Linked DNA regions of Homo sapiens: all the other regions are linked to region 1. A link is an interaction called in ENCODE POLR2A ChIA-PET data of the cell type or tissue named here. Cell type or tissue: OCI-LY7. All regions are shown on one strand.

Region 1 (8,000 bases):
GCTTACCATCCTGTAGGCTAAAGAAGAATAACTAGGCTGGGCGCGGTGGCTCACGCCTGTAATCCCAGCACTTTGGGAGGCCGAGGTAAGCGGATTATGAGGTCAGGAGTTCGAGACCAGCCTGGCCAACATAGTGAAACCCCGTCTCTACTAAACTCCAAAAATTAGCAGGGCATGGTAGTACGTGCCTGTAGTCCTAGCTACTGGGGAGGCTGAGGCAGGAGGATCACTTGAACCCAGGAGGCAGAGATCGTGGTGAGCCGAGATTGCACCAGTGCACTCCAGCCTAGGCAACAGAGCAAGACTGTCTCAAAAAAAAAAAGAAAAGAGGAAGAAGAACTAAAAAACTGCAGCCCAAGGCTGCTGGTCAGATGAGTGTACCATCAAAGTCAAGTCCATCCACATGCTGAAGGCTGGATCTGAGCTTGTACCTTGAGGACTGGAACCTCCACCTCCACAGCTGCTGGCATAAACAGTGGGCTCTGTCAGCCCATCTTTTCTACCTGAGAGCCAGGTTGTTCACTGGGGGTTTTATCTCATATTTATTCAGAAGTAAAAACAAATTTTACTTAAAATCATCTCAAGGATGACATAGGATGGTAGGATAGGCCTTACCAGCATCAAGTGGGATAGGTTTAGCCTGCTTGCTTAGACCACTCTGGTGCTGTTTTCACATAAGTTTTTAGCTCTTCTTAAACGTAAACCGTAAAATAATAGAATCAAGGTCTGAGCTACCCAACCTGAGTCCATCTAAGAAAGGGTGATCTTGCCTCCAAAACCATTCTTCTAAAAAGACTCCTTAGATAATGACAGTAGAAAGACAATAAAGGTACAGTCTCTGAGACCCAAAATAATCAAACCTAGCCAACCTCTGAATAAGATCCAGAAGGAGTTTGAATTTGGCAGATTTAAAGAGCAATACAGAATTTCAATCAAGACCCTCAGTTAAGTACAGTAAGGTCTATCACCTGAAGAATATATCTCTCAGGTTCCTTTTGTCGTTAAGACTTTGATCCTTTGACTTTCAGATGCTTACAGATGAGAAGCTATTGCTAACCAGCCCTCTCCACCCAGGCTTGGAGGGCTTCAGGGTTGCAGGGTCCCAGAGCTCCCGCCTCCATCAGAACTGTTCTTCTCAGCCTCTTTAAGTATTTGGGGAGTCAGGTGGATGGTCTGTGGCATCATTCATAAACTTGTTTCTGAAAATGTCCTTGTAGAACCCTACTTGCTCATAACTTGGAGATAATCTTTCTAGAGCTTTCTGTTCTGATGGATTGGACTATTCACAATATCATCTTTAGAGTCTTATATAATTGCAAGAATACACCTTAGTATACCACTTAAAAAACTGTTGTGTCCATTACTGCAGAAACTGCACTTGAATCCAGCTTATTGTATGCATAGTCTACTTGGTATTAGTTTGATCAGCTATTGTACCTGAACATTGTAGACTTTCTTTCCATAGCTTAGAAGAGACCATTGCTGAAACCTGACTTCCTAACTCCCACGATTACAGCCTCTTTAGAAACTTTACCATGTTTGTGATAGGAATAGTAAAGGAGGCCTCCTTGGGCCCACCTCAAAGGAGGCCACTTTTACAAGGATCAGGATAGATTAAGTCACTGTTCACATTATTTTTTGGTTTGTTTTTTGGGTTTTTTTGTTTGTTTTTTGTTCTTTTTTTTTTTTTGAGATGGAGTTTCACTCTTGTCGCACAGGCTGGAGTGCAATGGCACCATCTCAGCTCACTGCAACCTCCACCCACCAGGTTCAGGCCATTCTCCTGGCTCAGCCTCCGAAGTGGTTGGGATTACAGGTGCCCGCTGCCACACTCGGCTAATTTTTGTATTTTTGGTAGAAACAGGGTTTCACCGTGTTGGCCAGGCTGGTCTTGAATTCCTGACCTCAGGTGATCTGCCCTCCTCAGCCTCCCAAAGTGCTGGAATTACAGGTGTGAGCCACAGCACCCGGCCTACATTCTATCTTTTCCTTTCCACCTGGCCACCTTCTTCCCCCATCACCGTAACAACACACATCTCACATTGATCAGTTATGGTGTCATCAGGTGTGATGAGAAGAACAAGATGAAATTGTAGCCTTCTTCCACGGTTCTGAGGCATGTGAAGCATAAGACAGCCTCATCCCATGGGCTCTTGGCCCCTTCCATGCACCTTCTAATCACCTCAACACCATTTCCTCGGTCAGTTTTCTTATTTGCTTCCCAGAACCCTAAGTGTTCTCCCTAGTGTTGTGCCTCACTGCATAAAACCTACATGGCAGTAAGAAAAAGTAAAGAATGTAAGACCTATCACAACTATATGCCAGTGACAAAAGAAAACATAGAATGTCAGCACATACCAGGGACTGTGGAATGTCACTGAGCTGCAGCAGGTTTAAGTGCAGGAACAGCCCTCTGAGAGATCCACAGGAAGAAGAATATAGCCAGAGTAGATTTCAGGTGTCTACCCACTGCAGATCTCTTCCCCTTAAGGTAGGTGCCCACCTGGGCTCACCCCAATTCCCTCTGGAGATTTACTTTTTTAGACTTCCCCAGCTATCATCATTGAACCATAGGGTTTTTTACCCCAATTACAATTCTGAGATGATGGCTAACAGGAATTTTGTGATTTCAGGGCAAAGATGGCACTGCAGCAGTACCTGGCATGATGGGAGTGCCCCTGGGCACCTGCGAGCATCCCACCTCCTTGTTTAAGGAAGTACAGGAACCAGCCTCATTTGATTCCTTCTATTTGCACAAGTCACCTTGGACTGCAGGGAGCTGTTTTGCAAAAGCAGTTTAGTAGGCTTAGATCTCAAATTCATCTTGAGAACATTTTTTTGAGGTAGTAATTTCCTCAGAAGACTCTTGTGTTTTGTTTTGGTTTTTTTTTCTGAGCTACTCGGACTCTTTATTAGAACAATCAATCATTTTCCTTTGGACCTACAATTTTTGCCTATGCTGCAGCCACTTTGTGAGTGAGAATGAATATGTCTGTGTGAACACACAGGCATGCGTGTGTATGTGCACGTACATGGGCCAGAATGAATGGATGTGTGTGTGTGAGGGATACCTCAGATTTTTCTTTTCTTATTTTGTGTGAAAATCTCTTTTCTACAGATTTTCCAGGGTTTAAGCATTGCTTGCTGTATAAAAAACTTTACTGAATTATATACAGTTTGAATGAAATGTTATTTTAAAAACAAAACAATTGTTAAGTGTTCCATAAAGGTTATGTTGAATTTTGGTCAGATGAATATTTGTAAGTAAAAAATATATGCATTTCTGAACCTCAACTTACATAGATTTTCTTTATATAAAAAAAAAGAAAAAAAAAGAAAAAGTTGGCTATAGTTGGCCTGATTAACAGGCACTATACATGGTGCTGTGCAAAATAGTAAGCTAGCATCTTACTGCCGTCAATATTAGCAGGTACAGAGCCTTTTTTCATCCTAATTCAGTAAGTTCTCAGGCTTCCAAGTCAAATGGAGAAGTAAAGTGAGGCAACAGATTCACCATAGGCTTTTTGAAGCATCAAAGGGAAATATAACTACTGATAGTGAAAGCCCAGCCATGACCCAGATGGGCTTACCCTTGACAGGAACTGGGGACCAAGAGCCTCCCAATTGCCCTAACTCCTGTCATTGGTATTAGCAATATCTGGCCAGATTTAGAACCAGTCATGGAAACTTGTGCTCAAACTAAAAGTAGGTCATCACTTCCCAGAAACAGAATACCTTGTGCTTCCTGAAACAGCATATATCACTGTGAAACTAAAGAATATTCTACAGACACCCCTGTAGAAAGAAACAAAGAACAGGATAGTTTAGAAAGCTTTCTGTTAGCTGTATTCAGCAAATTTCATACTAGTTGCTCAGGACTGCTAGTTGGTATGCTTTTGTAAAACGAGATTGAAATTTAATAAAAGATGCAACTAAAATCTTTCCTGCATGAAGCTAAAAGCACTCAAGTTGAGAGAGGGGCAAGGGAATCTCCCCAGGATGACTGAAGATGACTTCTTTTTACAGCAAGTACTGTTAGCCTTTCTGCACCCCTTAGCTTGGCCCCTGCTCCAACTTCTGGGTCAGCAGCAAGGTGAACTCAACAGAAGTTGCTCTTGACTGTTTGAAGGTAGAAGCAGCCTACCTTTTCTCTTTGCTAAAAGAAGGTCAAAGGCTTCGCAACCAGGATGCAAGGTCTGCGGTCCAGAAGCTTGCGGTGAGTGTGTGCCACTGATGGAGCTCCAAGCCCACCCACCAGCCACTCCTGATGGGGTTGCTCACACTGCAGCTGCCCTATCACCACCCTGCACGTTCCTTGGAAGATTTAAATGTTTGGTTGCAAATGAATGTTTTAAAAATGTATTTAATGCAATTTTTCCTGCTCTCAACATGACCACCCAAGATTCAAACACAGAGACTTCCAAGTTACTATTTTTTCAGAACATCACCGATTTTAAAATCTGTCACAACAGGACTTGGTTTTGTGCAGATATCAGAGTGCTAATGTGAGAAACCCAGTTAAAAGAAAACTTAGTTTATTGGGAAGAAAGCCTCAGGCCCACTCGTTTCTAGAACTGTGAAAATATCCTTGGTTGGCATTTTTAACACAAAACACTATAGTGTTGGTATTAAATAGTACTAGGTAAATATAAAGAAACCAATAATGAATTGCTGAGACAATCTTGAACCCAAATAGCATTAGAAAGCTGAAGGCCCAATGAAATAACACTTTCACACTTAAACTCTGTGGATAAATTTTGCCTGTGGGTATAAACAGATGGTCAAATTAAAAATGCTTTACTATAATTAACTTTTCTGATTTGAATGAAGGGAAATGTATTTATTGAAACAAAGCTGTTTGCTGCTTTATGCAGGTGCAGTGTTCAGTCAGCAAGGAAGTGGGAAGAGTGGACATGGTATTGTGTCTACACCCAAGTTCTTAACTAAGCTTCTCGCTCTAATACTGCATTCTGTTTCTCCTTTTGTGCCCTGATTGTAATCCAAAATTTATGAACTAGAAAAGAATGTCCAATTTAATAAGTTGCATTTTTTTTTCTTTAAGCACTTTATTCAGAACAATACATGTTCTTCTGGTAGTGTTTGGATAATATGATTTTAACACATGCTAATAAAAGCCAAGAAAAATCATGGCAACTTCTAAAAAGGAGTCTGTTTTCCAAATGTCTAGAACATTAGGAAACATCAGAAGATAATGTGTACACGCTTTTGGAACCTGTGATTCTTGGTAAATGAAGGGCTGGGAAGTGGCTTTGCATTTCAGAGTGGGACCCAGTGCCTTAAGGTAAGTGTGGTTCCCAGAGGCATCTGCAGCAGTCTGGGGACCCCTCTCTTTTTGGCCTCCTTCTGAAGGCCAGCAGACCCTTCACAGGTGGCCACTCCCAGCCACAAGATATCCCATCCCCAATATCATGTCCACCCCCTCCATCCTCTTCTCCTTAGGTATGCCCCATCTCCACTACCACCAGCTTGCATCTCCACTACCACAGTATGCAAGAGCTTGCTATCCCTCTGCAAGGACACACAGGTGCTCTTCGTCTACTACGCACTGCCACCTTTTCCCATCTCTGAATTGTAGGCACATCTCCTATCTCAAGGCCTCACTGGAAACAAAGCCAAGGACACCTGCGCCAGAGTGGCGGGAGGATGATGAGGTGGCTAGCAAGAGAGGGAATAATCATGGTGGGAACCTCTGAGAGGACCCAAGGTAAGGCGAAGAGAGTAGGAGCAGGGCCAAGCAGGCCCCTGTTTCCCATAACTACCACAGGAAAACTTGGAAGTGAGGTCTAAGGAGGGAAGGGGGACTCCCACCCCAGATCTTGATGGAGGGCTGACAGAACGGTTCCAATTTCTTGCCACCTGGGGTAGGAACTGGTGCTGTCCCCATCCTGCCCCTTGCCTGTTTACTGGGCAGAGAGGCACATGTTTATTTCCAGCATGAGAGAAGGTCCAGGATCTGGCTTTAGGGAAGGCTGAGGGAACCCCCCAAGGGCCACTGAGTGGACTACTAAGCCACCTTTTCTCTATCTCTGCAGCCCCTGGCTCCTGGCTTTGGCAAGCAATCTGCCCTCAGGCTGAGTGGAGGTCCAGAGCCAGTCCTTAAAACCACCCTCCTTGACTTCATGGAGCCCAGCCTGCCCTCCTCGTCAGGCACTCACACCCAGGAGCCGAGGGATCTTAAAGCCAAAAACAGCACCCATCCTTTACTTCCATATTTGCTTCTGTTGTGTGAAACCAGGCCTAGGGTCTCCGCCAGTGAGTTCCATCCTCTGGGAGTGGGCTGATATTTGAGCCACTCTCGGGAACCCCCTTACACCCCATTCCCCTGTTCCTTATGCCATGAAACTTGTGGACTCTTAGAGATGCCCTGCAATGCTGAACCCACAGCATCCCTGAGTCACCAGTAATGGGAGGAAGGGGCATGTCACCATTCCTCCCACTCCTGCCCCATCACCTAGTGCCCCACTTTGCTTTACCACTGCCCTGCCCAGCTACTTCATCCATCACTGACACAAGAACACTCCCCGCCGACAGGCTCAGTTCCCCAACCTCATTTTCCCCTCTCTCCCCTGCTTTGGGAGGTCCTGGTGGCTCCATCTCTCATCTCACCAATGTTGGAAGATCCTTGGCTTCCCAGATTCTGGGGAGATCAGATGGCTGTCAGCTGGGTGCACCCCCTCCAAGTAGCTCATTCAGAGCCACACACACCTGTGGTGTGGAAGCCCAGGCATAGGGCTTCTCCAAGTCGTTTGCCACTCGTGAAGTGGGCACAGACCATATGGGCCCCACTCTTGAGCCCACTCCCAAAGGGAAGAGCACAGCCCCATGGTGGGCTGTGAGTCTGGGGATCTGGAATAGTGCATCCAGCTTCCTGACAGGTCCTGTCAGTGAGGGCTCTGTTGGGCACATTGAGATCCTGTACAGGTTCCGATGAGCACTGTGGACATGTGTGTTTCCATCCAGGGGTGGCACGAGGTCCTGGGAAGGACAGTGGCCTTAAACAGTAGGGCCTACTGAAGGTCACTGGCCTTGGTTCCCAACTGTGGGGACTGACTTATCCGTGTGTCCCCTGAGCACAGAGTGTGTTGTGGTAGGCTGACGAAGTGTGATGCACCCACGAAAATGTCCTCTGGGAGCTAACTGCCCATTTAAAGAACCTCAAGTCATGGACAAAACCAGCAAGGAGGAAGACGCTGGCATTTGCTTCGTGGTGTAGAAAATGGCCTTCTCCTCAGATAGGAAAAAGTATGCCGGCACTTGGCAAATTTACAAATAAAGTCGTTAGAGGGGGTGGCATTGTGTGCTAATAATTCCCAAGTGGTCATAATAGCTACTTTTTACTGAAATCCTGTGTCCCTCCAGGGAAGAACTGCAGAGGGATGGCTAAGCCAGGCAATTCAGTGGGAGCTGAAGGCAACCTGGCCCCACTAGGAGCTCTCAGCTTTTAAATTTAAGTGTCAGCCAGAATCAGAAGCCAGAGAAATGGGGGAGGGATGCGTCAAGAAAATTAGATGAACCCTGGTTCCAAATTTAATGTCTGAGCATTGCTTTATGAACATGCCCTGGTAATGGAGAACTGCAGATGGGGAAATCTGGCAGCATTAAATGACTGTTGGTGTGACTTGGGCAGGCAGTGTGAGGAAGCATTTGGAGCCTATTTATATCTGCCTCGGCATCAGTGTGCCTGGAAGTGTCATAGTCAATCTTGCTGCACTGTTTTCAAGCTCATGGTTACCAAATTAAGTTCTAAAATTGTTTAATTCATAAGGTAGATTTATTGTTGGGGAAACACCATCTCATATAACCCAGTATCCTCTGAGATGACACTTATATCTCACAACAGGATGTAATAACTGATGTTCAATTATTTTGTAAAATCCCAAAGACAGAGAAAAAAAACTGCGTTCTACATACTGTTTAATAAGGCAGAAAAGTATATACTATTCTCTTTCTTTACTTTTTTTTTTATTATTATTATTAAG
Region 2 (8,000 bases), 73 kb before region 1:
AGTAGGTAGGGGCTGGATAAATGAATGTTCTACATTAGTATAGGCAGAACACATTAAGAGAAAGGAAGACAATGAAAGTGAACAACAAGCTGGTAGGTTAAGGTCCATATGCTGATGATTAGGAACTAAAGCCTCTAAAGAAAACAGGCATCCATGAGGATGCGGGAGCTTAGAAATCTCTTACTAACTTTAACTTTGCTAATTGATCCTTTGATATCATATAGTTTTATATTCATGTATCAGAACTTGCTAACAACCTCAGTAAACTTCATTCAGTTCAGTCCCATAAACAACAACAAAAAAATTGCTACTTATTTCTTGTAAACCATATAGAAGATCTGAGGGATACTTTACAGAGGGATAGGTCAGGCCTGGAAAAAAAGCCCTACCCTCAGGCACTGAGCTAATGGAAGAAAGACCAGGCATTCTCAGTATTTGGCTTGACTTGTAAAAATGCCATTCAGAAACTTGTAGGGAAAATCTGCTTTTAGCACATCACTAGTTGTTGCAGTATTTTTCTGCAATAATCAAAAAAGGCAATTGAAGACAAGGGTTAATCGTTACCAGGTTCTTTAATGCCAGTAAATATGATTGGTGTTAGAAATGTATGCTGACTATAACATTTATTTGTTGATTTTTTTTTCTTTTTTTTTTTTTTGAGATGGAGTCTCGTTCTGTCACCCTGACTGGGGTGCAGTGGCGCGATCTCTGCTCACTGCAACCTCCACCTCCCCAGCTGAAGTGATCCTCCTACCTTAGCCCCCCAGGTAGCTGGGACCACAAGTGCGTGCCACCACACCTGGCTAATTTTTGTATTATTTGTAGAGATGGAGTTTCGCCATGTTGTTCAGTCTGATCTTGAACTCCTGAGTTCAAGCAATCTGCCTGCCTAGGCCTCCCAAAGAGCTGGGATTACAGGTGTGAGTCACCGTGCCCGGCCAGGGAAGTTTTTTTAAACATTTTATTAGTAGTACTGGGTTTATTTTGAGCTATTTATTTTTTCTCTACATTTCCTTTTGAACCAACCACAAATTTGTGAGCCAAGTGATCAGTGGTAGAGGTTCTCTTATTGTGGAATAGAGTTTTGCTCCTGGTGAAGTATAGAGCTCTGTATAGCTAGAATAAAAAATACTGTGAATATCTGAGAAATGTAAAAGATTCTTTGTTATTTTTTAAATCGCCTTAAGAGATAACTGGCTGCTTAAGCAAAAATAGTAACAATGTATTATGTTGTTTCTAAGCAATTTAAAAATATTGTATAACAGCAGCCCAAAAAATGAATGGGAAAGTGGAAATACATATGCAAGGCTCTTAAAATACATGTGCAATGGGCTAATATCACTTGAAGACTGACTGTGATAAATTAAAAGATGCATTGGAAAATAACAAAGGAGTACAGTTAGTAAGACAATAAAGCAGATAAAATGGAATTGTAAGAAATAATATATAAAGAAGTAAAAAAAAAAGTGAACAAAGTGTGATCATTGAAACAAGGAGTTAATGTTCTGTGGGCTGTTTTTTCTGTTGTTGTTGTTGTTCGTTTAACTCACTCCCTACTCTTAGAGCTGAGCGTGAGGGTGGCCTGTATTCCTTTGTATCCAAAGTATTGGTAGGTACCCTTTCTAGAAGAACTCAATTCTGTACTGGAAGTCTTTCGCCAGTACTCAGGATATCTCTCACTTTCTACAATACGCCGTTTTACAGCCCCCACATTCACTCTGCACCTATCTCTATCCCTTCATTAGTACTTTAGGTGAAAAAAGGTTAGTGCTTTTACTTTGTCAAATCTAAGATATTGCATAATGAAGTAGAATGATCTTTGATTTTTCTTCAGTGCTGTCTCAACATACTTTATTTTTTCTTCCCCTTAATTCAGAGACATGAAAAATGCTGTAATTGGAAACAACAAGCAGAAAGCCAATCTCATTGTTTTAGGAGCTGTTCCAAGGTATGTTTGCTGTCTCACCCCTTTCTTGCCATTCATACTAGTTTCTAATGTATTTCTTACTCTCAATTATAGAACCCATTTTTCCTGTATTGTCTGTCTAATTCTTAAAATAAATCCTATTTTTAAAAATAAATGTAAGTATTTAAACTATCTTTAAGGAAAAAAATTATAAAGTAACAGAGAATGTAGTAAGAAGTGAATGTGTTAATACATTTTGGAAACTCAGGAAGACCTTTGACCTGATGACAAAAGGGTTCGTAAAGTACATATGCAATGTACAACAGCCTGATACTTTCTTCTCCATTTCCTTAGAGCCTTGGCAGTTTTTTGTGTGAGTGGGTAATTTATTAGGAGCCTTAAGACCTTTTTGAATTTAAAGGAAAAAAACCCTGCTTGATTTTTAATCCAGTTTCATTTTTTAACTTCTGATTTTTACAACTTGCTGTTTTTTAAGTTAACGTAAGAAGTTTAGGAAGTTTAATTTCTTCTTTTGATGACCTAATAAGCTTCCTTTAGGCAGGCAATGACAGTTACATAACTTCCTCTTTACTTTTGCTCCTCAGAGCTAAGTTTTCTGTGCAATTGCTATTAGCTTTTCATTCAGAATTATTTATTATTTTGTTTTTTTCTCCTTATTTTCTGGTTTTGATACAGAATTAATGGTTTAAGTGTTTTAACTCACCAACCTCAAACATATACTTTAGTAACTATAAAGCTGTCAGCAGCCTTTCTTAGGGGATTTATGTTTGGTATATATAAATAGTGCTTTATGGAGCATGAGGGTCCTGTCTTAGAACATAAGGTAGATGGTTATAAGTGGAGGAAGGTTAGGGTTTGGGGAGTATTTGTTTGGCAAGCTGGGCTGGAGTGGAAATGAGAGGATCTCTTCCTTTTCCAAATGAGAGAGCTGGAGAAAGAAGAAACTACCTTTGCTTGAGGAGCTGCACAAGGGCTCTGAATATTCCCTATAGGCTCGATATCTACAAACTGCACCACTGCTCTGGATTCAGAGCAGTAGCATTTCTAGTTTGAGTTTAAGATCTGGCAGCACATGGCATTTGAGAGTCTTCATATTTTGGAGACCCAGCAGGAAGTGGTAGATGACATGGACTCTGATGACGCTGTTTCTACAGAGACTATCTGTGGACAACTTTCAGATTTACACTTTTTATAAACTCTAAGAATATGATAGTTCTTTTTTTCAAAACCTCTTCTAGATTTTTTTTCCAGATGTTTCTTTAATTAGCAGATGAGATAAACAAATGACCATTGGATTCATATAAACTCAGCCAACCATATTTTTAGTATGTGGACTGCACAGCCTTTTTTGGTCACATTGAGTCTTGTTTAAATTTTTTAGTCTCTTCGTTTATTAAGTTCCTTCTTTTTAGATTGTTGTACTTGCTTCAGCAAGAAACCTCAAGCACAGAGCTGAAAACTGAATGTGCAGTGGTGTTGGGAAGTCTTGCTATGGGTACTGAAAACAATGTCAAGTCTCTACTGGACTGCCATATTATCCCTGCCTTATTGCAAGGTATGTAGGGAAGCCATTTTTGCTCAATTAAGGTTAAGAATCAGTTTGCAGTGCTTTAAATACTGGTTGAAAGGATTAGTCCTAAATCTCATTTCTGTTAATAGGACTACTGTCCCCAGACCTGAAGTTTATTGAAGCTTGCCTCCGATGCCTGCGTACCATCTTCACCAGTCCTGTCACTCCAGAGGAGCTACTGTATACAGTGAGTTTTAGATGTATTTGAGACATTAGTTACATTTCACCAACAGCCTACTCCTAATTTGCTTAGCATCTTCAGACTCATCATAACTGTGTTATGTAAAAAAGTCTCAGTTGGTCATGGTGGCTCACACCAGTAATCCCAGTGCTTTGGGAGGCTGAGGTGGGAGGATTGCTTGAGGCCAGGAGTTCAAGATCAACCAGAGTGACATAACAAGACTCCATCTCTTTTTTTTTTTTTTTTTTTGAGGTGGAGTCTTGCTCTGTCACCCAGGCTAGAGTGCAGTGGCGCGATCTCGGCTCACTGCAACCTTCACCCTGCCAGGTTTAAGCATTTCTCTGCCTCAGCGTCTGGAGTAGCTTGGATTACAGGCGCGTGCCACCACACCCGGCTAATTTTTTGTATTTTTAGGAGAGATAGGGTTTCACCATCTTGGCCAGGCTGGTCTTGAACTCCTGACCTTGTGATCCACCCGCCTCGGCCTCCCAAAGTGCTGGGATTACAGGTGTGAGCCACTGCGCCCGACAACAAGACTCCATCTCTACAAGAAAAAAATAAAAATAAATTAGCCTGGTGCAATGGCTCATGCCTATAGTCCTAGCTCATGAGACTGCAGTGGAAGGATTGCTTGAGCCTAGGAGTTTGAGGTTATACTAAGCTATGATGGTGCCCCTGCACCTCAGCCTAGGTGACAGAATGAGATCCTCTCACTAAAAATAAAAAATGATAAAAGTCTCCGCTGGGTACAGTGGCTCACGCCTGTAATCCTAGCAGTTTGGGAGTTCAAGATGGATATATCACCTGAGGCCAGGAGTTCGAGACCAGCCTGGCCAACACGGTGAAACTCCCATTTCTATTAAAACTACAGAAATTAACCGGGCACGGTGGCACATACCTGCAACACCAGCTACTCGGGAGGCTGAGCCATGAAAATCACTTGAACCCAGGAGGAGACGTTGCAGTGATCTGAGATCACACCACCCTACTCCAGCCTGGGCGACAGGGCAGACTGTCTGCTTTTAGAGACTGTCTCTAAATAAGTACATAAATAAAGTCTCAAAAAGTATTTGAGTTCTTTCTTATTTCCAAATATCAGATGCTCTCAGCTTTGTAAGAAAGTGAAAGATAGTCTCAGACTTTGAGGAATTTACAAGCTATTTTTAAAAAGACCCATTTTTATCTCTCTATATGTAGAACTTAAGTTTATTTTACGCTAGATGAATGATAGGGAGTTCAGCTGACTTTCGGTTGAAATCCAGCAGAGTAGGCTTTGCAGAGAAGCTAGAATTTAATCTGGGTTTTGAATAATGGATAAGACTTAGAGAAGTGGAGAGGAAGGCATGAGGCACCGTGCTCAGCCCAAATTCATTTCTTCTGGCTTTTTTTTTTTTTTTTTTTGGAGACGGTGTCTCTCTCACCGAGGCTGGAGTGCAGTGGAGGAATCTCGGCCCTGCAACCTCCGCCTCCTGAGTTCAAGCAATTCTCCTGCCTCAGCCTCCCGAGCTACTCAGCTGGGCCTACAGGCATGTGCCACCACGCCCAGCTGATTTTTGTGGTTTTAGTAGAGACGGGGTTTCACCATGTTGGCCAGGATGGTCTGGATCTCCTGACCTCATGATCTGCCCGCCTCGGCCTCCCAAAGTGCTGGGATTACAGGCGTGTGAGCCACTGCGCCCGGCCTCTTCTAGCTATTTTTCAATATACAATAGATTATTGTAAATTACAGTCACTTTACATGGGGCTTTCTTACTGACAGTTAGGCCAATATTTTTAAACACTCTTATTCACAGTTCACAGCAAGAAGCATATTTTCCATTGCCTCACTATACATGTCAGTTTGTGTATGTGTGTGTATATATGTGTATGTATGTATGTGTATGTGAAAGAATCCTGAGACAAGTTTCATGACATTGTTCCACAGATGTAATGCCCTCTGGTTTCTATGCTATCATTTTTCATTCTTTAAAAAAATGGTGGTTGTAATTATCTGAGCTAACACAACGAATCATATTGTCAAATTGTACACACAGGAGTCAGAGATCTTATCCAGAATCAGGCTTTATAAATATTTCAAGACTGTAAGTAATCGAGGAATAGGCAAAGCAAGCATGGAGAGGAGACATGTCACATGGCTCCCTAGTCTGTCCTTCCTACATCAGACACATACTCCTCTGGCACTTAATGATACATAAGGTGGTCAGTAGGTGAGATTTATGGGTCACCTCACACAGTAGGGAGCACCTAAATTATGAAACATTTTATTTTCTTTTATTTATTTTTAAGATGGAGTCTTGCTCTGTTGCCCAGCCTGGAGTGCAGTGGCTTGATCTCGACTCACTGCAACCTCCACCTCCCAGGTTTAAGCAATTCTCCTGCCTTAGCCTCCCAAGTAGCTGGGATTACAGGTGTGCACCACCATGACCGGCTAATTTTTTTTGTATTTTTAGTAGAGACAAGGTTTCACCATATTGGCCAGGCTGGTCTCGAACTCCTGACCTCGTGATCCACCCGCCTCGGCCTCCCAAAGTGTTGGGATTACAGGCGTGAGCCACTGCGCCCAGCCTAACATCTTTATTTTATACCTCATGGTTTTGTGTGACATTCTTCAGGGAGTCATGCCTCATAAATCTATAGAGTGTTTACTGTAGTCGTTCTCAGACTTGAAGTTGCACTAGTATTACGTGGAGGGCTTGTTAAACAGGGTTTGCTAGACCCCACCTCCAGTTTATGATCCAGTGAGTCTTGGGTTTTGCATTTCTAACAAATTTGCAGGTAACTCAGATGCTGCTGGTCTCAAAGTACTTTCTTTGAGAACTGCTGGTTTACTATAAACATCCTGCTCAAAGGATCCCATAGAGGGCTTAGTTAATATCAGTTTATTTTCCTGTAGTTCATATTGTAATGTTTGCAAAGAGAGTAAGCCAGTCACCTGTCTTTTTTACCCTGGAAGTTTCTCACCTACCCTCAATCCCATAATAAGGGGAGAAGTTGATCCTGGCCAACTATTTAAACTCCTTCCACCTCACTCTCTAAACTGATTGATGACCTACTAATGGATCCTGGTGCACCATTTGGAAAATTCTGATCTATGCCAGCTGTTTTACATGAGAAAATTGAGACCCCTGGAGGTTAAATTTAGAGTATCTAAATTATGAAAGATTTCAATTTTGTGCCTCAGCTATTTTATGCCTCCGATATTTTATGTCTCAGAGACAGTGGAGAACTTGTGAAGAGTTGAATTGGGGAAGAACTAGTACAGTGTTTCAGTGTAATTAACTGACTTCCATGAGTTGGAGTGTGTAGAGGCCAGCTGTTTAAAAAGCTGTTTGAGCAACTCTGGCAGTAGAATAGAGATGGGGTAGGTAGTCCAGTAAAAAGACAGCAGGATTTCTAGTTTGAAATTGTGTTTATCAGATGGGTGATTTTGGGCAAATTTCATATTTAATAATTGTTATTTGCCTTAATCATCTGTAATCTGCAGATATATAGACACAATTGACAGAAAGGTGCAGATGGGAAGAAATGGGATGGGGGCTGTTGTAACTGAGGGAAAGTGAGGAATGTGAGAACATAGAGAAAAGGAAGGAGGTGGAAATAGCTTTAGGAGCCCAATAGAGGCTTTTTAATCTACCTATTTGCCTTTTCTATCTTAGCTGCTACCTGCTTCACTATCCTTTGCCAGTGAAACCCCATTTCCCCTTCCCCGACTTGACATTTTCCTTTTCTTTCTGTACACTTAGTATCTGACTTTCTTTGAAGTTTTCTAAGTTTTCCATTTTGTTTTTAAACTACTTGTGTAAACACAAAGGGTTATACTAACAAACGGGGAAGAGATTCTACTTGTAGGGAATCAGCAGCCTTCTGTTTTCCTACTTGGCTTTTACATATCTTGGGCATTCTTTTTTTTCCCAAGGAAAATCCCAAATCTTATTCCTCCCAACAAGGGTGTTCTTTTAAGTTTTTTTCTTTGTCCTCTGTTGTCTCTGGTGAGGATCCTCAAAGTATGGTCTGTGGACCAGTGGCATCAGCCTCATTTGGAAGCTGACTCAGGATCCTACCCCAAACCTACAGTATCAGAGTCTGTACATTAAGTACATCTCCTGGGAATTTGCATGCACATTCCTTCTTGAGAAGCATAACTTTTGTGATGTCATTGACTGGGAAGCTTGAGCTAAGTCTCCTTTTTTATCTGTGGTTCCAGCCAAATACCTTTCAACTTTTAACTCCTTCTGCTTTCTTTTGTTGTTTGTTTTTGTTTTTGTTTTTTGAGACAGAGTCTTGCTCTTGTCTGTCATCCAGGCTGGAGTGCAGTGGCGTAA
Region 3 (8,000 bases), 51 kb before region 1:
ATGCTTAAGCTTTTACCTTTACCAAAAAGCAAATAATTAATCTCACTACCTTTCAGACATTACCTTGTTTGGTTCGAATGTGCAGTAAGGAGAGATTACTAGAGGAGAGAGTTGAAGGAGCTGAGACACTTGCCTATCTGATTGAACCAGATGTTGAGCTACAGAGAATCGCTAGCATAACTGATCACCTCATTGCCATGCTTGCTGATTATTTCAAGTATCCCAGCTCAGTGAGTGCCATCACTGATATTAAAAGGGTATGTTATTTTCCTTTTTTAGCAGCTCAAGGGAGATTTTTCTAAAGTTTTTCTTACTGTTCACAGTTTTGAACCAATTGATAACTACAGCTTAAAGCCCTTTTAAATAAAGGTTCTTTTATCTTTGGTAACATAGATAATATTGCTTTGTGAATTTTTGAATCCAAGTTGTTTAATGTTTATTGTCAGAAAGTTTTTACTGAGCAGATAAGCAATAAAGAAAATTGCATCCTAACTCCCCAACTAAACCTCAAAAGTAGTGGATTCTCCAAGCTGGGTATTGACATAACCGTATAATCTTATTCTTGGTCATGGAATCATCTCTGTTGTTACATTCTCATTCTTTAGGTCAGGAGTAATCTTTTTGTTACAGGAGACTAAGTTGTCCCATGTTACTTTCCACCACAGTCTATTTTGTTACCTTTCCCTATCTTCTCTTTTTCCCAGTTTCATACTGTGCTTTGGGCCTGCTAGTGACAGCTAAAGCATCATTTAATCTTGAATTTGGGACCAAAAAGGCCAAATTGTGCTTTTTCTGAAAACCTAAGTTCCTTAGAATAGATCGGTATTTATTTTGACTTGTTGCATCTCAGCCTGTTTGCCCTATCCATTTCTTTAAGCATAGGAGATGAACATTCTGTAAGAGAAAGTTTATTCAAGGAGGTCATGGTAGAGAGAACATTGCCTCTTAATTAGTAGCCAGTACTGTTTCATGAATGTAACTGTATTTTTCATGCCAGTGGTTCCAATGGTAACTATTCTCCTTTTGACCTCTCCCTCATGCTTTTGAGTTTCAAAAAACCTCATTTGGTAGGCAGTTGTTCATTTGGCTTTTAACTTTGAAAATAAAGCAAACTATTAAGGGTATATCTTTACTCTGTCTTAAGAAGGGCCTAAAATAACCTTCACTGGTATTTGTATTAGTAATGTACTCTACTCTCTGGGTATTAAACTTATGTGTCTGCTCTTCTTTCAGTAGTGGTGTTTTTCCAGTAGAAGTGATGGGTTACATACATTTAACCAGTTGCCTTGTCTGTTTTCCTTCTGGTCATTTTTTCACACTGACACTGTATCTTACCAATACAAAGATACATGAGCAACCCTTAGCTACTGCCTCATGAACGCCCTGAGTTGACCACCCCAGGAAGGCAAATAAAATGTTTTGATGGCCATGAGAGTAAGGAAACAATTTTAAGAACATGTAGCCTATGCATATGCAAATCATTTAACTAGTACGTAGATTATCCCTTCTGTTAGTTTTTCCATTTCATTTCCATCAGAGTAAAACTGTAACAACAATAATCCTTAAAAATGACATCGTAATACCAAACTTGAGTAATAGTTTGTTTTGTCATCTTTATTTTTGATGATGGATTATCCAAAGGTTTCTGACCCGAAAAGTATAGACACTAGACCCGTAAAGAGAAATCTTCACATGTTAATAAATTTGTGATTTTCATGATATGTTAGTTCAAGTCAGTATTATATCTTAATTTATGACTAGAATGTAGTTAAGACTTTAAGAGTAGATACTTTTAGAACTTATCAAAGTGAGTATTCTGTATTGGGAAGTTCTTCCTATAATCCATCAGTGTCTGCTTTGAACAGAAGTTTTGGAACTATTAAGAATTGCCTTCAGAGCCACCCCAAATTATATATATATGTAAAATATATATATTGTCTTTTGCTTTCTGTGGAATTTTTTGTTACCTACGTTATATTACCCAACTGAATTTCTCCATCTTCACACACAGTCAGTGACAACTAAAAGTCTCATCATTGATCAAGCTATACCACTGTCAGTGTTTTCTAGCTAATAATACCAGTTAGCTCTTTAGGAAGTTTCAAAAGAGGGTCTCAGAATGTTATGAACAACACCTACATCATTGGATGAGTGAACCTTTCCAAAGTAACTTCTTTGGGAAAAGTGGTATTCATTTGGATGATTACATTAAGGCTTTTAGTTACGAGGTTATTTATATTATTGGTAGACTTTGTATAGTTACTTGGTCATAGTCAGTCATTGAAAGTATCCTGAAAATATGCTTCTGTTTTATCTTTACAGTAGTTTGGTGATCAAGTTTATAGAAGAGTTGATAATTAGTTATGCATGTTTAAAGATACCATTAATTGCTTCATGCTGATAATTTTGATAATGTTCTTGAAAAAACCCATACCCAACATAAATCTCAGATAACTGTAATAGATAATAATGGTTACCATAGTATACGGTTTGTTAAGCATTTTCACAATGGGTTCTCTGTTTCTAAAAGCTTTTTATTTTATTTATTTTTATTTATTTATTTATTTTTGAGATGTAGTCTCGCTCTGTTGCCCAGGCTAGAGTGCAGTGGCGCGATCTCGGCTCACTACAACCTCTGCCTCCTGGGTTCACACCATTCTCCCGCCTCAGCCTCCCAAGTAGCTGGGACTACAGGCGCCTGCCACCACGCCCAGCTCATTTTTTTGTATTTTTAGTAGAGACAGGGTTTTATCGTGTTAGCCAGGATGGTCTAGATCTCCTGACCTCATGATCCATCTGCCTCGGCCTCCCAAAGTGCTGGGATTACAGGCGTGAGCCACCGCGCCCGGCCTCTAAAAGCTTTTTAAATGCCAAAATTAGGCCAGCACTACTCTTAATGTTTCAGAAAATTAAGGGAACCCTCCTAAAGACATTGTTGCGATTTCATTCAGGTTATCAGCTGTAGTCTGGGGCTAGAGAAGTCCAGGTGTGCCTTCTTTTGAAGGAGAACATTTCAAAGAGCTGCTGCAAGCAAGCATTAGTGCCAGTAAAGCTACCATTTAGGAACACTGAATTTTTCGGAGTCAGAGATTCACAATGGTTTTTCATATATCAGTGTCAAATATAGTGTTCACTTTTAAATGGAAGCATATTGTGTGCATTTTAGGTCACATTGATACGAACACTGCAAAGTCTCAGTGCTATGTGAACAGAATCCAAAAATAACTGGGAAATGTAGTTAATGACTGGGAAATTCACTAAAATCTAAAAGTTGTAAACTTTTTTTTTCTTCAACTCAGTTAATGTTATTGAAAGTTGAATTTATGGACTGAGTTGGAACATATCCTTTTTTTCCCCATAGCTTGATCATGATTTAAAACATGCTCACGAACTCCGCCAGGCTGCATTCAAGCTCTATGCCTCTCTTGGAGCAAATGATGAAGACATCCGGAAGAAGGTGAGTCTGGGAGAGGGGCGTCCCCCAGTCCTGACAGCCAGCAGGCAGGGAGTGACGTCAACCTGAAAGTCGTGGTGAAGAGCACTAACAGTGACTGTTTGAATATAATAAAGCAGAGTGACTAAAGGCATAATTGAAGAATGAATGGGACCCGGATTTGGGGGGTTGTTTGTTTGTTTTTAGAACATAGAGTGGCATGGCCGTGCTGGAATGACAAATAACTGGCGTGCTTTTTTTTTGTGTCATTAATATGAATTATTATGTTGCACATTTTTGCATGTGTTCTGATAAAAATCAATTCTAGCACTGTGAAGCTTCAGACACCTTGAAAGTCCTAACATTAGAATTGTAAATGTTATTTATGGAAATACCTTCCAATGCTATTGAGAAATTCAAATCTCTATTGTATATTGTTCTTTGATATGTGGCTTAGTTTTATGTTTTGATTTTTTTTGCTACTGTGCAAGTTTAATGTGAATAAAATCTTTGTGGAATGATGATTTTATGTTTAGTGAGTGGTCATCTGAATTTTCCAGCTCCCCAGAAAATGTATGCACTGGTATAGCACCCTTATGTTACTAAAGCCTAGTCTAACACTGAACTCATGTTCTTGATGAGAATACTTCTAGATGAGGAGTATAGTGGTAAGTAAGCTCTGACTTGGCTCCTTCCACAAACCAAAAAGCTGGAACTTACCACTCAAAAACATGTATAACCTAATAAATTCTACACAAGGCTTTCAAGACCATCAGAGAGCAAAACCACATGTTCTGTCTTGAGGAGCCATAGCAGAAAGAGCAAATTAGTCATTATTTACTGAACATGATGATTTACTAAATCTCTCCATCTGCATTAGTATTTTAAGGAGCACTGTGAGAGAAATCACAAAGTATTAGAGTTTACCATGATTCAGAGAAGTTCTTCAGGCCTGTAGAAAGAGGAGTATGGAACAACCTTACATTTGTTGAAATAACTTGAAAAGGAACCATTTCTTGAAGAAACTGAAGTAATAGCAATAAGATTTGATGTGTGAGTAGCTTTGATTTAAAATCAATGCAAAAAGCACAACTAATAAATTGAATGTTTCCATGTACCTCACTTTATTTCAGTTAACAAGATACTTTGACTTGAAGTGTTTTTAGTGTATCCCTATGAAAATCATTTTTGGTACATCTAAGTTTTCACTTATAAACTGTTATTTCAAAGCAAACATACTAGTGATATATATATGATTTATGGATGTTGACGCCAATGTTCAGTTTGGGTACGTTGGTGTATTGCAAGGGGAGAGGCTTTTATAACAATAGATTTGAACATTTTTAAAAAATTGGACTGTGTAACTTAAATACACAATTATTTGGTTTAGGATGGTTATTAGGGCCCATTAGAAACAGGAGAAGTATTTTACCCATTCTTAAAGCTCTAAAAAACCATCTCATGGACTGAAAGGTAGATAGACAGATGGACCACAATGGGAAATAGGATGTCCATTTGTACTTCTTTGTACTTTTTTGTTAATAAACTGTTTTGGAATTAATGGCTTAATTTGTGATATCATGTTCTAGAAATACCTGCAACATGACAGTCTAATCAGTAGTCTATTAAAACTTGTATTCATAATGTGTATAATTTCCTGGTAAGGCTAACTCCTGATCGTTTCTGTAGAAAGATGACAAATAAAGAAAAAGTTATAATTATTAATTATAGTTTTTTGTGTGGTAAAGCAAAGATACTGTGATATTATGTAATGGGGCTTATATAGCATTTTAAGGAAGATATTTAATTTCTGGGAAATTAAGTGTTTGAATAATTTACAGTTCATAGTAACTACTGAAGAGATAAATTGTAAAATGGAAACTATAAAGTAATTTTGTGATAAAATCTACTTGAAGACTGGCCATAGGCGTGGAAAAATTTTATTTTCAGTGTATAAAAAATGATAAATAGTAGCACTTTTCTTTTGAGTGCATTTCTTTTCCTTTTTTGTTGTTGAAATAATTATTTGGGTAGATTTTTATTTACTTTCTCCATGAAATATTTATTTCTTGTTTACACTTATGTCTTATGAACTTGACTGTATTTTTTGTGTAGATCCTTAAAGTACAATGTTTATTGTTTGATTTTTTTAAAATGCAATGTTTATGCTTGCCAAGATGGAATTTCAGTTAACTGAGTCAATAAGTAGAGAAACTGAGTTAATGAGTGGAGAGTCTCTGAAAGAAATTTAAAGGACTGTAGATCTACTTCCCTCAATCCCTACTTCTCCCCCTCAAAAACCAACAAAAAGTTTGTTTGTTTCAGGAGAAAAACATGAAATGTTCAGTTGGTCTGCCATTTAAATTAAAAATGAGAACATAATTCAATACATTCGGTAAATAACATGTATTCTAGTGCCCTATTATGGCCAGTTAAGGAAAGGAGGCAGAATGAAGAAGAGAAAATAAGCAAAGTAGAGACAATGAGAGGTATACACAGTAGTAAAGGAGAAGGACGCTGGCCTCTCTTCATATAATTGTGTCTCTTTTACTGCTTCTAAAGACTTCTAAAGGTCTGCTGTGTTTTCATTTCTTGATACCTTCTCTTTGGGCCAGAGAATATTAAGCTGAAGATGGAATGTGACTTGTAGATCAGAGATTTACCACCCCTGCTTTGAAGCAGTGTTGGTGTATTCCCACTAAAATAAACCAACTGTATAACATTCCCTGGAACTTAATAAGCACTCAATAAATATTTGTTGAATAAATATAGAAATGAAAATGCAGAAATCGTACACAGAGTGACTTTTTCTTTAATTTGTTTGGACCTTTATCCTGCATGGAGCAAAATTGGTATTCTAATTCCGAGTGTTGCATCCTTTATTACTCTATGGCATACTTGAAAATTTCTTAATTTATTGTGGTGTCCTGTCAGCTAGAGTGAAGGAGGATGGTGCTGGTGGAAAGAGTTGTGCAGGTGAGAGTGAAAAATACTACCATTGACTGTGACATGAAGAGGGAGAAGAAGCCCCAGAAAAGATGGAGGATCACTGAGCCTGGCAACAGTTGTGGCCTGGCCGTGTTAAACTTAGAAGAATTCAAGCTACCTGTAATAATTGATCCTGACTCTGAATGGATTTTGGTTAGAGAGAGTAAGAGCATAGGCAGGAATTGAGAGCTCAGTGGAAGAAGGGTCCAGAACACATTAGCAGTAACTGCAATGACAGCAATGCCAAGTAAAAATTAGCTCTCATCTCTGCCAAAAGGAAAATCTAGTTTCTAATGATAGCCTTTACCATATATTAATGCTGATTAGGAAGCAGAAGTCCAGTTAATGGGATATTAAAAATGGAAGAAGTTAAGATACGAAGCAAAATAGATCAACAAACTATTTCAAGTACTGGCATCCCCAGTCAGTGATTAAGTCAGAAGAGGCAGCAGTGGCAAACAATCCTGTAATTTTGAGATAGATTCTTCTATGACAAATAATTGCTGTTATGAAGACCATCACTTGATTAGGACCTGTCGATCACCAGTTAAGTTGGAAGTTGAAAAAGGATTATCCTCTCTTACTCTTCAAGTAACTAGTAGAACTTGTTAGAAATGTTAGTGAAAATTAAGGGAAATTAGAAGTAAAGTGTAAATTAAAATTCAAGGAAATTGGTATACTAACCAGGATGTTGGTTTTATTTTTGATAAAAGTAAACACATTGCAAATGTTAAGTACGTATTGTAACCTTCATTCCCCTGGGGCACCTGACTAATGGAGCCTTGGGGAAAGTTTTCTGCTTCAATTTGAATACGTATATTTTAGCTGGAGATTTCTTTCGAGGAACTAGAATGTAAGCTCCATGAGGGCAGGGATTTATTTGTGTTTTGTTCATTAATGTATTCCCAGCATCTACAACACTGTCTGTGCATAGTTGACACTTAATAAATAATTGATGAATGAATGAATGAATGAAAAAATGAACACACAGACAAATGGATGAATGAGCAATATTGCATTATTAAGCACCCATTATCTTATATGCTCTTGTCTGCATTAGGAACTTTCCTAACCTCACTAGCAATTCTGTCTGTGTGTAAAGACAGGAAATTTGAAATGGAGAAAATATACCTCTGGTCATATAGTCAGGGGTTTCACTGTTATACTTAGCATAGAGAAAAATGCAGGAAATTCCCATTTTTTCAAGAGGCAGGCAATCCTGAGGGCTTGTCTTCTGCTTGCTTGGCTATCAATCAAAGAAAACATGTTTTATGGTATTGTACTTGCTTCATTTCAAAATAATTTTGACCATTATTTCTTAATTAGAAAATATAGAGTTTTTATCTTTCTAGATGTATGATTTTTTTAAAGTTTGTATCATTCACACGTGTGAATCTGGACCAGGTTTTCTAAGGATAAAAGTATGATTTGGTTTATAGAAATTAACCTTTCAGGAATCAACCTATTTGCAAGGTTATATATACTGATATAAAGTATTTTTCCAATTAGTGTCTGATTTTTAAGATCAGTTACTCAATTCTGCATAGACTGATTGAACTACCTGCATTGTATAATATTG

What was found. Peaks named below come from ENCODE experiments on the same cell type or tissue, not always from the same donor. Only the 100,000 strongest peaks of a DNase experiment are listed, where the experiment ranks them.
Region 2: POLR2A ChIA-PET joins it to region 1 with 9 read pairs; 2 of 35 experiments call an interaction of 5 or more read pairs at or near these places.
Region 3: POLR2A ChIA-PET joins it to region 1 with 5 read pairs; 3 of 35 experiments call an interaction of 5 or more read pairs at or near these places.

Annotation. Positions count from the first base shown.
Region 1 is chr3:138,293,226-138,301,225 of GRCh38, forward strand. It overlaps ARMC8 (armadillo repeat containing 8), which reads left to right. Exons shown (of 22, transcript NM_001363941.2): 22 at 2,634-5,148. The coding sequence ends at 2,667. It overlaps NME9 (NME/NM23 family member 9), which reads right to left. Exons shown (of 11, transcript NM_001349018.2): 11 at 7,774-8,000. Among named protein-coding and RNA genes, the nearest start is that of NME9, 33 kb to the right of the region's middle. In OCI-LY7, no CTCF peak of the experiment used is centred here; DNase peaks (open chromatin) are centred at 3,576 and 4,886; H3K4me3 peaks cover 1,828 bases; H3K27ac peaks cover 2,600 bases.
Region 2 is chr3:138,220,050-138,228,049 of GRCh38, forward strand. It overlaps ARMC8 (armadillo repeat containing 8), which reads left to right. Exons shown (of 22, transcript NM_001363941.2): 3 at 1,877-1,948; 4 at 3,340-3,482; 5 at 3,587-3,684. Among named protein-coding and RNA genes, the nearest start is that of ARMC8, 37 kb to the left of the region's middle. In OCI-LY7, no CTCF peak of the experiment used is centred here; no DNase peak of the experiment used is centred here.
Region 3 is chr3:138,241,727-138,249,726 of GRCh38, forward strand. ARMC8 (armadillo repeat containing 8) reads left to right here. Exons shown (of 22, transcript NM_001363941.2): 11 at 57-257; 12 at 3,362-3,457. Among named protein-coding and RNA genes, the nearest start is that of ARMC8, 58 kb to the left of the region's middle. In OCI-LY7, no CTCF peak of the experiment used is centred here; no DNase peak of the experiment used is centred here.